Linked DNA regions of Homo sapiens: region 1 is linked to region 2. The links are chromatin contacts, found by Hi-C or POLR2A ChIA-PET in ENCODE. All regions are on one chromosome and are shown on one strand. Each heading gives the region's core, a stretch centred on a gene start or an enhancer-like site at or near the end of the contact. The rest is flanking DNA. Distances are from core to core; before and after follow the strand shown. Region 1 overlaps RERE (arginine-glutamic acid dipeptide repeats). Region 2 overlaps RERE (arginine-glutamic acid dipeptide repeats).

Region 1 (3,078 bases), core at 361-2,860, 98 kb before region 2:
TTTACATACATAGTCATGAAACACAGAATGGCTAAGACTGGAGTAATAAGAACTAAAAATGTTTCACACTATGTAAAACTTGCCATAGGAATGGGGAAAAAAATACACTGCTTTGACCTGATTTGTCTAATTCATTTTTAAAATCAAAGCATGACGAACTATTGTACAGTCAAACTTTTCTTTATAACCCTCTGACAAATATTAGGATGACCCAACAAAAAATAAACACAATTTAGAATTCAAGTCTCACAGAAAAAAATTCTACTTTATATTACTCTTAAAAATATTCAAAACAAGGTTCAATTAAAGCCAAATTCTCATATAAAAAGCATTTCCCCTTGGCTCATTAATCAAGCAGCTATTTAAGAAAATAATTTATATAAATGTTTATAGCACAAAAATAAAGTGCTTTATTTGAAAAGGGAAAGATAAGAACGTAGTCAAGAGCAATGTTAAAATCTCAGTTGGAATATATGCCCAGTAATCTTTTAAAGCCAAAATGATTTGGCAAGATTTTCATGCAATTTATGAGTGCATGGGATGTCTGAAGCTGGTTATAAAATTGGTTTTAGTCAGTAGGATCAATGATTCTCAATCTGAAAATCTCCCACGGCCCCCAAGCACTGCATATACTTCTTTTTTTATTAGAAAGCTAGCAGTTCTGAAAGAACTGCACAAAGCTGATGTGATCCACCAAATGCATAATGCACATCTTCAGAATCACCCATGTAAAAACACGTATTTACCAGAATTGAGCAAACGGTTTTGGCAGGGCAAGTATATATATTTTTTAAATCTTCAAATCAGCATGCCTGTAATGGGCCAGAAAAATGAGTGAGGCTATTACCATCAATATCAATTAGTCCAAACAACACATGATAACTAATGTGTCTTTACTAGGGATGTCTAGAAATGAAACCATGGGTCTAGGTTGAGACCTACTCTCTTAACACCTAACCTCTGTCTGGGAATGGATCACAGGATTAAGTGACCTCAAATCCTTGTGAACAGGGAGCAACAAAATCCGTAATTTGGGCAATGATACTGAACAGAGGTATTTCTGGCTGTTTCTCACAACCTCAGCATAGCTTCATGTCCAAAGATCTATTGTGCCATCTGTAAACAACAGAGCATTTGCTAAGCTGGGGAAGGAAGTCAGCCAAAACGTGAAGGCAGATTCTCAAGGCAAAGAAGGCCCTCTCTGCTTTTTCAACCCTCAGCAAATCAGCAGGTTTATGTAAATATAGCAAAAGCACAGTCCCCTCAAGGGTAAAAATCTCAGTCTGAAGCATTAGGCAGTGTGTCATTATGAAACACAAAGAACCTGTCAGCATCTTTTCTGACAGCCTCCTACAGAGCAGAGTGGACACTTACCTCACCCACTAATTTAGCAAGCAGTGCCACACACGCCAGTACTAAAACTGTGGTCACAACATATATAGGCAATGCTCAGCCACTGCTCCACCTCATAAAGAATTTTCCTTTCCATCAATGTGTCTCCGCCTATTAATCTTTGAAATACCTTCTCATCCCTTTGCAAAGCATGGCAGTGCCACTCTGATATAATTTCCAATAGAAAACCCCATTGTAAAAAGCACGCATGAACAAAGACTTTCTCACAAAGAGATTTCTCAGAGACCAAGCTGGGTGGCACAGCGGTGAAATGGGAAGTTGACTCTCAGGACTGCACCGCTCTTCTGCTTTCTGTTTCTCCTCTACATGACTCCTCCACCCTCAATGCTTGGAGGTAACAGTCAATGAGGTACAGTATGTTGGTCTAATATTGCAGAATAAAAAATCCACAAGTATCTCTCTACAGTTAAAACAGATGTCCTCCATTTTCCAAGACACACAAAGAGTGTATATGTTATGTGTGTGTGCATGCTGGAAACAACGCTGAAATCCCGGTACCCAAATTCCAATCCAGAGTCTCTGGCATACTGCATGTCCTCCAACAAACCCTCCCAGTTCTAGTCTCCCAAACCATAAAACAGCCAAACCCATCACCATTCCTCAACTCTATAAACAATGCACTGTTCTTCATAGTAAACACTCAAAAATTATATGAGGAACAAACAAACTAAACAGAGACATGGTTTAAAAAAAAAAGAAGAGAGAGATCCTAGCAAGAAAGTTGCTACGCTCTATCAATATGAACAAAACAAATGCTGTATTCTAATACTTCTTTAGGAAATAACTCGATTGCCAGGTAACCTACTTTAGTTTCCTGCCAGAATCTTTTGCTGTGAGGGGTACTCATATTGACTGTAACACTGGAGAATTTAAAAGGGAAAAGGACTGCTGCTCAGGAAGCTCAGGTGACAGCATCACTGGAGCCCTGGAGTTCAAAGCTGCAGTGAGCTATGATCCAGCCACTGTACTCCAATCTAGGTGACAGAGTGAGACCCTGTCACTCAGTCATACATACATACGTACATATATACACACATACATACATGGAAAAGGAAACAAAAATTGGGAAAAGTGCACCTCCATAAATGAAGCCTTCCCAGTCCTTACCCTTACTCTGTTTATCAACTGTTATCAAAATCAGCTGCATCATCTTAAGGATTCTAAACTTGGTGGGAAAAGATCCCAGATAACATATATCTTTGTTCCCCTCTTTTTTAAACATAATAATTACATTCCATGTATTGAAATGTCTATAGATTCCCAAGTAGTGCTACAAAGAAAGCCTCACTAAACACAGAACACTAAATATTTCTAGCAAACATTCATCTGTCTTTATCCTCATTGCTAACAAGGACAGTTAAATAATGAGAACAAACAAGTTGAGGGGAACAGGTCATAATAAACTAAAAGGGATTTTGTTGAAAATTCCTACATTTCTCTTTTCTCCTTTAAAAGTCAGGAAATCTCCCAATGTATTGAAAACTTAAAAACTGATCTCAGATAATTATCTTCCCAACTTTAAAAAATAATGCTGGGCCAGGCATGGTGGCACATGCCTGTAATTCCAGCACTTTGGGAGGCCGAGGCAGAGGACTGCCTGTGCCCTGGAGTTTGAGGTTACAATGAGCTATGACTGTACCACCACTACACTCCAGCCTGGGTGAC
Region 2 (3,094 bases), core at 435-2,934:
CTCGAACTCCTGACCTCGTGATCCACCCGCCTCGGCCTCCCAAAGTGCTGGGGTTACAGGCGTGAGCCAACGCGCCCGGCCAGGCAATTCCAGTTTTTCTAAGACAGTATTGTAAACCAAGCAGAGATATTCCCTAGGGCCATATAATTCTGATACATTAGCTAATCTTTGTAAGCCAAATCAGAGCACTTCTTTCCAAAACTCACATTTCTACCAAACCGGGACACCGTGTGGTGGGGAAAGAGTTCAGAACACCTGGTATATTTTTCCAAAGCAAAATTTAACTTTCCATTGCCAGGAGAAGCATGAACATGTTGACTTATACTGCCCTCTAGAGTCTCCTTCTAATATTTTTTAGCCTGAAATAATTAATTCTAATCATAAGACTCTTCTAATTACTCAAGCTTTCAGTATTCTAATATTGTAAACTGACGTTTATTTATTTATTTATTGAGAAGAAGTCTCCCTCTATTGCCTAGGCTGGAGTGCAGTGGCACGACCTCAGCTCACTGCAACCTCCACCTCCTGAGTTCAAGCAATTCCCCTACCTCAGCCTCCAGAGTAGCTGGGATCACAGCCATGCACCACCACACCCAGCTCATTTTTGTACTCTTAGTAGAGACGGGTTTTCACCATGTTGGCCAGGCTGGTCTCAAACTCCTGACCTCAGGTGATCCACCCGCCTTTGGCTCCCAAAGTGCTGGGATTACAGCATGAGCCACTGGGCCCAGCCAACTGACCTTTTTTCAGTGGATTAGTAGTCTTTTTTTTGGAGGGCGCGGGGTGGGGGGAAAGGAGTCTCGCTCTGTAGCCCAGGCTGGAGTGCAGTGGCGCGATCTCGGCTCACTACAACCTCCGCCTCCAGGGTTCAAGCGATTCTCCTGCCTCAGCCTCGTGAGTAGCTGGGATTACAGGCATGCGCCACCATGCGCAGCTAATTTTGTATTTTTCATAGAGACAGAATTTCTCCATGTTGGTCAGGCTGGTCTTGAACTGCCGACCTCAGGTGATCCGCCCGCCTCAGCCTCTTAAAGGGCTGGGATTACAGATGTGAGCCACCGCATCTGGCTAGTAGTCATTATTAAAACATACAATATTTCAATTACCCACTGTTTTTTATTTTTTTGTTGTTTGTTTGTTTTGGACAGCGTCTCGCTCTGTCGCCAGGCTGTTGTGCAGTGGCACAATCTCAGCTTACTGCAACCTCTGCCTCCCGGGTTCAAGCGATTCTCCTGCCTCCGCCTCCCAAGTAACTGGGACTACAGGCACGCGCCACCACGTCCAGCTGATTTTTGTATTTTTGGTAGAGACGGTGTTTCACCATGTTGGCCAGGATGGTCTTGATCTCTTAACCTCGTGATCCGCCAGCCTCGGCCTCTCAAAGTGCTGGGATTACAGGTGTGAGCCACTGAGCCCGGCCAATTACCCACTATTCTTAAAGGTCAGCAGTACTTCCCCAAAGGACAGGAATGCACCCCAAACAGAATCTTCTAATTTGCTTATTTAAAAAAAGTTTTAAATAGCTCAAACTGCAAAGACTTCTAAAACAAAGACCACTTGTAGCATATATTAATTAATCCATGTAGCCCAGAGTTTTGTCTAGCAAAACCCAAGTTCACACATTTGACCACATGCACACGAACCTCAGCCAACGCAGCCAACGCTCCCCAGAGGCTACTTCTGCAGCTAAGCATCTGTCCTTTCAGCTCCTGGCAGTTCCTGCCTTTTCTCTTGCCAGGCAACCAGAGCTCTAAAGGGATCTTAATGCACTAATGAGAAGCCATGACAACCAAGACCTGCGGTAGCTGCAAAGCACAAACACCAGTATCCACTTTTACTGAGCACGCATGCAATAAGCAATGTGCTAAGGAATCCAAGTAAATTAAAATCATTCCTCTAACCTAATAACTCCATAGGCACCTATAACACACCATAACTTGAAACTTTCTATCATTCTTTATATTTAAGAACTTATTAAAAGGCAGGCTTTACCATGCACCACTGGTAGTATAGCTTGCCTCAGCTGTTATAGTAACTATAGAAGTAGGGTTATTTTCTTGTTTGTTTCAATCTAGAGTCATAAGAGACCATCAAAAAAAAAAAAACCCTATTGAAACCATGTTTAGAGCGAAAAAGTCTATATTCTTTTTAGGGGATTAGTAGTCACCATTAAAAGGTATGATATTTCAATTACCCACAGTTATTTGAGATCAGCAGTATTTCCTCAAAGGACAGCACCTAAAACGGAATTTTCTCTAGGCACCTGTGGTATACCATAACACCAAAAAGCATCCCTCAAAAAAGAAACTAAAACTAAGATGCTATGCTCCATACCCAGATATCTGTTATTACTTCTGAAAACAATCTAAGTAATCTTGGGGATCCCATCCAGTAGATAAAAACGATGGCATCCTTTGGGGCATAAAGTGAAGGTAAGATTTCCACAGGCTCTGAAACAGCAGCTAGCAACTAGGGCCAAGAGACTGCACCTGTTTTTGAAAATAAACTTTTATAGCCAGGCGCAGTGGCTCATGCCTGTAATCCCAGCACTTTGGGAGGCCGAGGCAGGTGATCATCCGAGGTCGGGAGTTCAAGACCAGCCTGACCAACATGGAGAAACCCTGTCTCTACTAAAAATACAAAATTAGCTGGGCATGGTGGCGCAAGCCTGTAATCCTAGCTACTCAGGAGGCTGAGGCAGAGAATCGTTTGAACCCGGGAGGTGGAAGCTGCGGTGAGCTGAGATCGTGCCACACCATTGCACTCCAGCCTGGGCAACAAGAGTGAGACTCCATCTCAATCAATCAATCAATCAATCAAGTTTTATTAGAAGTCAGCTACACCGATTTTTTTTTTTTTTTTTTTTTATTGAGATGGAGTCTCGCTCTGTTGCCCAGGCTGGAGTGCAGTGGCACAATCTCAGCTCACCACAACCTCTGCCTCCCTGGTTTCAAGTGATTCTCCTGCCTCAGCCTCCCAAGTAGCTGGGACTACAGGCACGTGCCACCATGCCTGGCTAATTTTTGTATTTTTAGTAGAGACGGGGTTTCACCACGTTGGCCAGGCTGGTTTCGAACTCTTGACCTTGTGATCC

What was found. A loop is a pair of places that touch in the nucleus more often than their neighbours do. ChIA-PET counts read pairs that join two places held with the same protein, here RNA polymerase II (POLR2A). Pooled maps may share reads with other maps.
Region 1: a loop to region 2 is called in a map of PC-9, with 2.2 times the contacts of the local background. The contact joins two enhancer-like sites. A Hi-C loop is called at or near these places in 1 of 168 maps with a recorded cell type or tissue (PC-9) and 3 of 50 pooled maps. POLR2A ChIA-PET finds 5 or more read pairs at or near these places in 6 of 52 experiments (AG04450, HEK293, T-cell and 3 more).

What each region holds. Positions count from the first base shown.
Region 1 is chr1:8,628,306-8,631,383 of GRCh38, forward strand. The region is part of intron 2 of RERE (arginine-glutamic acid dipeptide repeats); the gene reads right to left. Among named protein-coding and RNA genes, the nearest start is that of SNORD128, 130 kb to the left of the region's middle. RefSeq lists an enhancer at 1,515-1,634. Within about 2 kb of position 1,611, at least 7 of the 41 ENCODE cell types and tissues checked have a DNase peak (open chromatin) inside an H3K27ac peak, as active enhancers do.
Region 2 is chr1:8,726,372-8,729,465 of GRCh38, forward strand. The region is part of intron 1 of RERE (arginine-glutamic acid dipeptide repeats); the gene reads right to left. Among named protein-coding and RNA genes, the nearest start is that of RERE, 90 kb to the right of the region's middle. Within about 2 kb of position 1,685, at least 2 of the 41 ENCODE cell types and tissues checked have a DNase peak (open chromatin) inside an H3K27ac peak, as active enhancers do.